Regions from separate parts of the Homo sapiens genome. Here region 1 is linked to region 2. A link is a contact called in ENCODE Hi-C or POLR2A ChIA-PET data. All regions are on one chromosome and are shown on one strand. The core of a region is the stretch at or near the end of the contact, and the rest is flanking DNA. Distances in the headings are between cores, read along the strand shown.

What was found. Hi-C counts contacts between places; a loop is a spot of excess contacts on that map. ChIA-PET counts read pairs that join two places held with the same protein, here RNA polymerase II (POLR2A). Pooled maps may share reads with other maps.
Region 1: a loop to region 2 is called in a map of MCF 10A, with 5 times the contacts of the local background. The contact joins two enhancer-like sites. A Hi-C loop is called at or near these places in 5 of 168 maps with a recorded cell type or tissue (GM13976, MCF 10A, gastrocnemius medialis and 2 more), 2 of 37 single-sample maps with no recorded cell type and 2 of 50 pooled maps. POLR2A ChIA-PET finds 5 or more read pairs at or near these places in 6 of 52 experiments (H1, PC-9, WTC11 and 1 more).

What each region holds. Positions count from the first base shown.
Region 1 is chr16:11,625,568-11,631,106 of GRCh38, forward strand. It overlaps a transcript of LITAF not described here. Among named protein-coding and RNA genes, the nearest start is that of SNN, 40 kb to the right of the region's middle. RefSeq lists an enhancer at 1,517-2,051. Within about 2 kb of position 3,709, at least 22 of the 41 ENCODE cell types and tissues checked have a DNase peak (open chromatin) inside an H3K27ac peak, as active enhancers do.
Region 2 is chr16:11,406,772-11,412,271 of GRCh38, forward strand. LOC400499 (putative uncharacterized protein LOC400499) reads right to left here. Exons shown (of 67, transcript NM_001370704.1): 46 at 4,475-4,556; 47 at 429-566. Among named protein-coding and RNA genes, the nearest start is that of RMI2, 64 kb to the left of the region's middle. Within about 2 kb of position 3,785, at least 2 of the 41 ENCODE cell types and tissues checked have a DNase peak (open chromatin) inside an H3K27ac peak, as active enhancers do.

The DNA.
Region 1 (5,539 bases), core at 2,459-4,958, 220 kb after region 2:
TAAATTACTTGCACCCAAATTTCTGTCTCAGCATCAGCCTCTGGGGGAACCAAGTCTAAGACAGGCTTCTTAAGAAACCCTGAGTTCCCCTAGGTTGTGTGCTGAAGGAATGCAGTGACAGAAATCAGAGCAGAAAGAGATCAACCTTCCCTTTTAATCTTTCATTTATTCATTCATTTTACAGTCAGTGAGTCCCTGCTGTGTGCCCGCGCTGGAGACAGAAAGAGCCCAGAACTTGGAGTCAGCCAGGCTAGTTCTAACTCCAGCCCTGAGACACAGACAAGTCCCCCTAAGCTCTTGGAGCCTCATCTGATCCTCACAATGGTCCTACGAGGCAGAAAACCTCATGACCCCAGTGCCCATGAGGAAATGGAAGCACAGAGAGGTTGGGTGACCTGCCTAAGGCCACACAGCTGAACAGTGGCAGAACCAGGATTTGAACCTGGGAGTCAATTCCAGATCCCATGCGCTTAGTAAATTTCTCAGGAGTTCCAGAGACTGGGCTGATTGATGAAAGTTCCAGAATTTAGGACTTGTTCCAATAAATGGTATGAATTAGTTCCCCTATGTTTGTGAGAAAGATCCCACTACTTTACTTTAAAAAAACAAAACGAACAAAAAAAAAAACTTCTTTTTATACAGTGAGTCAGAGTCTTGCTGGAGTGCAGTGGTACAATCTCAGCTCACTGCAACCTCTGCCTCCCAGGTTCAGGCAATTCTCCTGCCTCAGCCTCCCAAGCAGCTGGGACTACAGGCTCATACCACCATGCTCTGCTAATTTTTGTAATTTTTTTTTAAGACAGTCTTGCTCTGTTGCCCAGGCTGGAGTGCAGTGGTGCAATCTCAGCTCACTGCAACCTCTGCCTCCTGGGTTCAAGGGATTCTTCTGCCTCAGCCTCCTGACTAGCTGGGACTACAGGCAGGCATCACCATGCCTGGTTAATTTTTGTATTTGTAGAGACCAATTTCACCATATTGGCCAGGCTGGTCTCCAACTCCTGACCTCATGATCTGCTGGCCTCGGCCTCCCAAAGTGCTGGGATTACAGGCGTGAGCCACCGCGCCCAGCCTGTAATTTTTTTTTAGTAGAGACGGGGTTTTACCATGTTGGCCAGGCTGGTCTCGAACTCCCACCCTCAGGTGATCCGCCCACCTTGGCCTCCCAAAGTGCTAGGATTACAGGCGTGAGCCACCTTGCCCGGCCTTTTAAAACATTTCAAGCTCTACTAGGTCCACTATATTTTTATTTAATGTGCTACTGGTGAAAATTTATTTCTTCTTTTTTTTGTTTTTTTTTGAAATGGAGTCTCTGTCGCTCAGGATGGAGTGCAGTGGCACGATCTTGGCTCACTGCAGCCTCTACCTCCCGGGCTCAGGTGATCCTCCCACCGCAGCCTCCCAAGTGGCTGAGACTACAGGCACGCACCACCATGCCTGGCTAAACAAGCTTCTTCCAGTCTGATCCCATCCCCCTAGGAACCCGGGTGTGGACGGCCTCTCTTACCTTTGCTGCAGACGCGTCCCTCCTTCCTAGCCCCAGGGGCTGTGTCATGCACATGACCAAGCCTGGCCAGTGGCTACCCAGCATCTCCTGAGCCTCAGTGATTGCTCCAGTAATGGGCATGTGACCCAAGCCAAGCCAATGACAATCAACCCCAAGACCCTTGCTGGAGCTCCTTGAATAAGACGAATTCTTTACAAGGCTGGTGAGATGAAAACCCGGAGCTGCCCAGCACCATCTTTGCCAGCAGGTAGAGCAAGCCCACTGGAGAATGAAGCCAACACAGAGAACAGCCAGGCTTGGAGTTGGAGACAGATCCCTGACAGCATGGTCTGAGCTTCTGGATCCAGCCAGGCCTGAAGCTCTTGCCCTCCCCACTTCCCAGTGACACAATACATTCTGCAATGGCATAAACCAGTTCCAGTGGGATTCTGGTTTTTGCAGCATTCTGCTATTCATCCTGACTAATGTATTAGACTTAAAAAAATACAAGGCCTGGGAGTGGCGGCTCACGCCTGTAATCCCAGCATTTTGGAAGGCCGAGGTGGGCAGATCACCTGAGGTCAGCAGTTCGAGACCAGCCTGGCCGACATGGCAAAACCCCATCTCTACTAAAAATACAAAAATTAGCCAGGTGTGGTGGTGCACGCCTGTAGCCCCAGCTACTCTGGAGGCTGACGCAGGAGAATGGCTTGCATCCGGGAGGCAGAGGTTGCAGTGAGCCGAGATTGTGCCACTGTGCTCCAGCCTGGGTAACAGAGCAAGACTCAATATCAAAAAATAAATAAAAATACAAAAATTAGCCGGGCGTGGTACCACACATCTGTAGTCCCAGCTACTCGGGAGGCCGAGGCAGGAAAATCATTTGAACCCAGGAGGCGGAGGTTGCAGTGAGATTGCGTCACTGCACTCCAGCCTGAGCGACAGAGTGAGACTCTGTCAAAAAAAAAAAAAAAAAAAAAAAACAAGGCCTGTAATTCTCCATTGGCCCAAGACAAGCACAGTCCTGCAGAACACAAAGACACATTTGCTCCTTGAAAGATTCACAGGAAGGGAAAAATATTTCCCATTCTGTGGTAATGAATCAATACCCAAATAAGACCTGGTTCGTTTCTCAAGCAGGTAATCCTGCCCAACAGCCATGACTCATCCCAGCCCCAACCAGCCCTGAGGTTGGTGTGGCCCCAGATAACTCGCTAAACTTGGGGCCGCCCCAGATTTTCCATGTTTGCGTGTCTCCTCTCCTTTCTCTTCCAGCTAAGAGTCCTGGGAACTCTTTCTAGAGTTCCAAGTAAACGCTTTGCAGAACGCCCAACCCAGATCAACACCCAGTAGATGCTCTCAGAGCACAAGGAGACATCCGGAGATCTTGCTTTTACCGAAAGTATCCAATGAAAGGGAAAAAACAAAGTTGGTCTTGACCCTTTCTATTTTTTTATTTTTTTGTTTCTTTTAGTCAAGATCTTGCTCTGTTGCCCGGGCTGGAGTGCAGTGGCACGATCATAGCTCACTTCAGCCTCAAACTCCTAGGGTCAAGGGATCTTCCCGCCTTAGCCTCCAAGTAGCTGGGATTACAGGTGTGTGCCACCACGGCTGGCTAATATTTTTTCTTTTCTTTTTTTTTTTGAAACTGAGTCTTGCTCTGTCATCCAGGCTGGAGTACAGTGGCGTGTTCTCAGCTCACTGCAACCTCCATCTCCCGGGTTCCAGTGATCCTCCTGCCTCAGCATTCCTAGTAGCTGGGATTTCAGGCGCACACCACCATGCCCAGCTAATTTTTGTATTTTAGTAGAGATGGAGTTTCGCCATATTGGCCAGGCTGGTCTCGAACTCCTGACCTCAAGTGATCTGCCCGCCTTGGCCTCCCAAAGTGCTGGGATTATAGGCGTGAGCCATTGCTCCCAGCCTATTTTAGTTTTTTTAGAGACTGGCATCTCACTATGTTGCCCAGGCTGGCCTTGAACTCCTGGCCTCAAGTAATCCTCCCGCCTCGCCCTTCCGAAGTGCTGGGATTACAGGCATAAGCCACGGCACTCAGGCTTGCCCCCTCTTACCAAGTGCTGGGATGGCACCCAGGACCTCAGCAGCAAAGGGAGCCTAACAGGCATCAGATGAGGAAGGCTCAGAAGGCTGAGCGCAGGGAAGGAGCCTCTGTCCGCAGGACACCGAGGACTTTGGGGAAGGCACTCAGCCGGGAAGTCAGACATGACCTCATCCTAGTTGAGGTTCCGTAGAAGCAGAGCCTGTGATGGAGATGTGGGTGCATGTGGTTTTCTAGAAGTGAGGGTTCTCAGAAGAGGGGAGTAAGGAGACAAGGTGCAGGAGGAAGAACAGCAGACAGGTCCCAGCTGGAGGCCTGATCCCAAGGCAGGCCTGAAGTAAGAGTTTTCTGAGTCAGTCCCACCAGGAGGCAAGGGGGCCCTGCTGAGGACCTGTCCTCGGCCAGTCGGTCCTTCTGGGGTCCCTCTGGGCTGCCAAGAAGGGTGGGTGAGGGGTGGGAAACACAGCTGTGAGCAGTCAGCGGCCACACTCGAAGCAGCCGGCTCCTTCCTTCCTCTTCTTGGCTGCACACCTGCTTTTGGGGAAGGAGCTCATGGACTGGTTGCAGCTGGGGTGGGAAGAATTAAACAGACACTGCTGAGCTCAGTGCTTGAGGGCCCAGGGCTTCGGAGGCAGAGGCAGCCAGTTTCGAATCATGATTCTGGGTTGACTCAAGTCTCCAGCGTGGAGCTCCAGGGGCGCGCAGCTCATGGAGTGCGGTACGGATTAACAAGGCCATGTGGTAGGCGCTCTTCCCCCCACAGCCTGGCGCATGGCAAGTGCTCAACAAATCATGGCTCTGCAAACATCTCCAAGTGTCACAGGCCTGGCTGCTACGGTGGGAGATTTAACATCAGTCGCCAGGTGTTGGGGAGGGAAGAGAAGGAGTTCGGGTGCCTTCCTGGACTCATTCCAGCACCCACAGGTGCTCAGCGCACTTCTATCTGGGTCAGGTTTTGCTCCTTCTCATCAAGTGCAAGGCGGGCACACAGGACCCCGGAAGAACGGAGGTCATGGGAGTCCAGATAGGAACCAGACCCCTGGCGTTGGGGGGGCTCCAAACCTCTGTGTTTGGGAGTCCTGGCTTCCCCAACTTCCCCTCCTAGCCTCAGCCCCTATGGATGGAAAAGTACCCCCAGCTGGCATGACTGATCGATTGGTTTGGGGCACAAAGCTGGGTCCTCTCTGAGGAGCAACTTGGCAGGAGGTGCCCGCAGTCTGGCCTTGGCCACAGTGCTACTTTGAAACTGCTTTAAACTCGCCAATGATGTCCTAAAGCCCTGATGACAAATCCCAGCCTCCCGCAGGCCCTGCTCTGGCGGGGACACCTCTTGGGCCTCATTGCAAACCACACAACCCTCCTCCTGTGCCCCGCCTGCTCCAGGCACACAGGAGTCCCTGTTGCTCCACAGCTTCAGGTCTCTCTGGCGGCAGTGCCTTCCCCTACCTGCCCCTGGCCAACTTTTTTTTTTTTTTTTTTTTGGTGGTGAGACAGGGTCTCATTCTGTCACCTAGGCTGGAGTGCAGTGGTGAGATCAAAGCTCACTGCAGCCTCAAACTCCTGGGCTCAAACAATCCTCCCACCTCAGCTTCCTAGATAGCTGGGACTACAGGCACCCACCACCACGTCCAGATAATGTTTTTATTTTATTTTTTTTCTAGAGACAGGGGTCGGGGTGGTCTCACTATGTTGGCCAGGCTGGTCTTGAACTCCTGGCCTCAAAATGATCCTCCCGCCTCAGCCTCCCAAAGTGCTAAGATCACAGGCATGGGCCACGGTGCCCGGCCTGCCATTACCTTTGATGCATGGACAAGAGGTAGCCTCCCATGCATAGCAGTAGCCACGATAACAGCAGTCATTTCTGTTTGCACCCAACTCATCTAAGCACTGTCTGCTTATTTTTGATATTATTTTCCCTGTTTACATTTGCAGAAACCGAGGCTTAACAAGGTTAAAGTCACCTGCCCATAGCGTGTGGTGGACTTGGGATTTGGACT
Region 2 (5,500 bases), core at 2,535-5,034:
GCTAGCTCATGTGTCGTCTCTTCAGTGGGGCCTTTCCTGGCCACCTAATCTAAATAAGCTCCTTGGTCACTCTCAGTCACTTCAGTACGTTTTCTCCGTATCATAGTACTATCTGGCATATTTCGTTTGTGTGATTTCGGGGAGTCAATCTCCCCCGCTAGAGTGGACACTTGATGAGAGGAAGGATTGATCAGATCTGTTTTAGGTCACGCCCCAGCTTCTGAAATAGTGCCTGGCACCTAGTAGATGCTCCATAAATCATGCAATAAATCCAGCTCAATAAATCCAGCACATTGTGTCCATTTCACAGCCTTGTCTGTCCTTCCGCCCAGGAACCGGGACACTAGGACAATTTTTCTTTTCTCAAAGGGCTGTCCCAGAGGCCCCCCACCCCAGCGTGCTCCGGCCCTGGGCTGACCTCCACACACCTGCAGAAAGGTCTGTTCCAGTTTGATGAAATTGTTGAGACCGGCCTTAGCAGCTACCTGCCGGGTGCTGATGTGAAAATGACGCTCCTCCACGCCCAAGGCGAACATGCTCTGAACCTCACCCTTGGAGTAGTGTAGCTGGGTCAGAAAAAAAAAAAACCACCACAAAACACGATAAAGCTCCTCATCAGGGCTCTGATGGAACATTCCAGGAGATGCTGGCTGTAGGCCGAGGGCTCTGCCTCCCAAAGTCCCAGGCCCAAGAGACCCACAACTCCCTGGGCTGGATGAAGTTTGATGATGCGAGGGTTTGGAGCCTCAGGTTAGGCCATCAAGCGTGGCCATGGCAACTATCTCCTTCATGCCCTCCCTGCTATAACATTGACTTGAAAATATCTACCAGCCTGGCACCAGCAGCCAAGAATTCTAGTTGTAGTACTGTTGCAGACAGCAGGGGGCAGTCTAGCAGAAAGAATTATGCCTGGGTGCGTGTCAGCATCAAACACAACAGAACTCCAAGTGTGGATCTACCACTGAGAGGTGAGTGATCTCCAGCTAGTTCCTTAACCACCCAAGCCTTCTAATCCAAAAACAGGGATAAGGACACCTATTTTATTACGGGTTGCTGCGAAAATTGTATGAAATAATGTGCTAACTTCCAGGTTGGCTGAAAAGCAGAATCACTGCGGGGGAACTTATTAAAAATACAGATTCTGGGCTCCCACTTAAAACCTACAAAAATGGAGTCTCTGGGAAGATGTTCCAGAGCTGTTTTTTTTTTTTTTTTTTTTTTTTTTTGAGAAGGAGTCTTGCTCTGTTGCCCAGGCTGCTGAAGTGCAGTGGCACGATCTCGGCTCACTGCAACCTCTGCCTCCTGGGTTCAAGTGATTCTTCTGCCTCAGCCTCCTGAGTAACCAAGATTACAGGCATGTACCACCACACCCAACTAATTTTTGTATTTTTAGTAGAGATGGGGTTTCGCCATGTTGGCCAGGCCAGTCTCGAACTCCTGACCTCAGGTGACCTGCCCACCTCGGCCTCCCAAAGTGCTGGATTACGGGTGTGAGCTACCGCACCCAGCCAAGAGCTGGTATTTTTAACGCGCTCACTAGAGGCGTCATTTCGTTAGTGATACCCCTTGTCAAAAATGTTCAGCCTGAATCTTATCTTCAAGAAACAATCGGACAAATCCACATTAGGAGGATGTTTTGCAAAATAACTTCCTGGACACTTCAAAATTGTCAGTGCAGGATTTTTTTTTTTTTTTTTTTTTAGACAGAGACAGGGTCTGTCTGCTCTGTCATCCAGGCTAGAGTGTGCAGTGGTGTGAACACAGCTTACTGCAGCCTCAACCTCCTGGGCTCAAGCAATTCTTCCATACCTCAGCCTCCCTGGTAGCTGAGATACAGGTACACACCACCATGCCTGGCTGATTTTTAAATTTTCTGTAGCAATGGGGTCTCCCTAGGTTGCAGGCTGTTTTGAACTCCTGAACTCTAACAATTCTCCTTCCTTGGCCTCCCAAAGTGTTGTGATTATGAGTGTGAACCACTGCATCCAGTTGGGACTTTTCTGAAGGTGGTTAATGACAATAAAATGTTTAGGGGGAATTATATCTGCAACTTACTTTGAAATGTATCCAAAAATAAGATGGATGGATAGAGAGCTATGTGATTATGTGAAATAAAATGTAAACAGGAAAATCTAGTATGTGGGTATGCACTGTAAAATTACTTCAATTTTTTAGTGTCTAAAAAATTGTATAATAAAATGTTGGGGGGCCAGATGCAGTGACTCATGCCTGTAATCCCAGCACTTTGGGAGGCTGAGGTGGGCAGATCATTTGAGGTCAGGAGTTCAAGACCAGCCCGGCCAACGTGGCGAAACCCCATCTCTACCAAAAATACAAAAATTAGCCAGGCATGGTAGTGCATGCCTGTAATCCCAGCTACTCAGGAGGCTGAGGCAGGAGAATTGCATAAGCCCAGGTGGCGGAGGTTGCGGTGAGTCGAGATCACGCCTCTGCACTCCAGCGTGGGTGACAGAGTGAAACTTCATCTCAAAAAAAGAAAAAATAAATAAAAAAATAAAAAAATAAAACATTGGGTAAGGAAGGGTAGGGTGTAGAAGGAAAATATTCTAGATCAGGAGTTGGCTTTTGGGTCAAATTTGGCCCACAACCTGATTTTATAAAAAGTTTTATTGTAACAGCCATGTCTATTCACTTACATATCGTCTATAGCTGCTTTTGTGTTACAGTGACAATTCTGAGTAGTTGTAACAGGGACCATAAGGCCTGCAACCCCCACAACATTTTACTTTACAATAAAAGTTTGTAGACCTCTGTTCTAGATTAAGAAAATTAAAAAGACATGGCAACTACGAATGCTGCGTGATCTTGGCCTGCATCCCGGATTTAAAACAAAACAAAACAGTTTTTTGAAAGAACATTAGTGGGAAAGCTGGGAAATTGTATATGGGCTGTACATTAAATGAAGGTATTAATTCAACGTTCAGTTTCTGGAATGTTGTAATTACCGTGTTAAATCAGAAAATATCCTTGTTACAGGAAATAGTTGAAGTATTTCAGAGTAAAAAGTTGATGTCTTCAGAAACGTCTCTATATTAATTCTTAATGATACAGAAAAAATGTGTGATGATACAAATTTATGTAACAGATAAGAAAGATGGAAAGATATTAACAATTGGTCAATGTTCACTGTCCTACAGTAGCTTTTATATAGGTTGAAATAACTCAAAATAAAACTTGGGAAAAAACTAAGAAGCTCCCGGAATGGAGCCAGGTGTGGTGGTACCACCTGTAGTCCCAGCTACTCCAGAGGCTGAGGCAGGAGGATCACTTGCACCCAGGAGTTTGAGGCTGCAGTGAGCTATGATCACGTCACCACACTCCAACCTGGGTGACAGAGCAAGACCCTGTCTCAAAAAGACATTCTAAAAACAAAAAATAAGGCTGGGCGCAGTGGCTCACGCCTGTAATCCCAACACTTTGGGAGGCCGAGGTGGGTGGATCATTTAAGGTCAGGAGTTTGCGACCAGCCTGGATATCACGGTGAAACCCTGTCTCTACCAAAAATACAAAAATTAGCCAGGCGTGGTGGCGCACGCCTGTCATTCCAGCTACTCAGGAGGCTGGGGCAGGAGAATCGCTTGAACCGGGGAGGCGGAGGTTGCAGTGAGCCGAAATTGTGCCACTGCACTCCAGCCTGGGTGACAAAGAGAGACTGTGTCTCAAAAAAAATTTAAAAATTAAATAAATAAATAAAGAAGTTCCCTGAATGACTGTGCAGTTGGAGCGAAGTTTGAGGAACTCCAAAATCACGTGTAAATGCGGCAGGGGACCCAGCACATAGCGCATGCTCTGTAGACAAAGGTGGCCTGGGCCAGGGCTGGGAGGGTGCCTACCAAAACATGGTGGCTGGTAGGAAAATGAAGTGACTAGTTACAGATGTAACCATTCATGCATGCACTCACCTATTCATGCCCTATTTTTTTTACTAAACAACTACTGTGTGCTGGGCCCTGTGCCAGGCACTAGGCATGCCCTCCAGGAGCTCCGGATCTGGGCACAGACAATGACAGCTCAGAGGGACAGAGGAACCTGGCCTAAGACTACTGGGCCCTCCTGTGCACTCCTACGACCCCTCAAGTCCTGCATGCAGGGCAGAGATGGGGGTGACGCTGGCTCAGCTCCAAAGGGCTGTGTCATCTGCTCCAGCTTCTACAAGTGTGCCAGGCTGGGTGAGGCAATGCCAGGCGCCAGGCACTGGGTGAGGAGGCCTCCCCCATCTCCCAAAGGGCTTGTGAGCCTGACTGGGGGCCACGGGGGCTGGCCCAGGAATGTAAACCTGGGTATGTTTGGGAAAGCTGGAGCCAGGGGTTTCCGAGGGTTGCCCACCGGAGCCTGCTGCAGGCTGGTGAACAGATGTGCATGTATTAACACTCCCCAGAGGGGCCTGGCCCCCTCCTGCCTCGGGCTGGGCATCTGGAACCAGTTAGGAGCCAGGCAGCTGGGGCACAGTTACCTTAGCTGAGGCTGAGGCTGAGCTGGGGCAGAGACCCAGGAGGAAGGGGAGGCGATGCCGGCCTGAGAACAGCAGCTCTTTGCTAGAAGGAAGGAAAGAGAAGGCCTGAAGCTGGCAAGACAGCACCTTGTCCAGTGCCCCCAGGGCCATGTCGAGACCAAGGGGACTTCCCCGAGAGAGAGTCAGAGAGCCAGGATCACATCAGTGGCCCAGTTCAGGGCTATTCACACACCCCGAGGCCCAAGGGCCATACGGTGCCCTGGTTAGGGCTGGACTCTGGAGCCAAGTTACCTAGATTTGAGTCCTGGCTTGGCCTCTGCCTAGCTCTGGCACCAGGAGCAAGCTTCTTGGTTGTCCCTCTCTGAGCCTCAGCTTCCCCTGAGCCTCAGTTTCCCCATTGGTATCAAGGGTTAAACATGGCTCTGGGCTTCAAGTCTTCCATGAGTCCATCAATGAGCTTTCTTGGGTTGGTCCCATGGGAGTCCCAGCAGGGTCTGGACAGCAGGATTTTAACCCCCTGACTCCCTCCCAGGGATCCTCCTCACATAGCACCCCTCCCCTCACTCCTCCAGGCCAGGGTGGTTACAATCTCCACGTTTTTCTCTTTTTCTTTTTTTTTTTTTCCTTCTTCACTAGAGACAGGGTCTTTCTCTGTCACCCAGGCTGGAGTGCAGTGGTGCCATCTCTGCTCACTGCAGCTTCGATCTCCCAGACTCAAGTGATCCTCCTGCCTCACCCTCCTGAGCAGCTGGGACTACAAGCATGCGTCACCATACCAGGCTCATTTTTAAGATTTTTTGTAGCGATGGGGATCTCACTATGTTGCCCAGGTTGGCCTCGAGCTTCTGGGCTTAAGCAATCCTCCCACCTCGACCTCCCAAAGCACTGGGATTACAGGTGTGAGCCGCTGTGCCAGGCCTCTCTCCCCTGTTGCTAACTCCAGGGTGCTACACCCTCTTGTCAGGTTCCTCTCCACCTCCATGTCTCAGCCTTGGCACAGCTGACATCTTGACTCCTGGCCTTCAC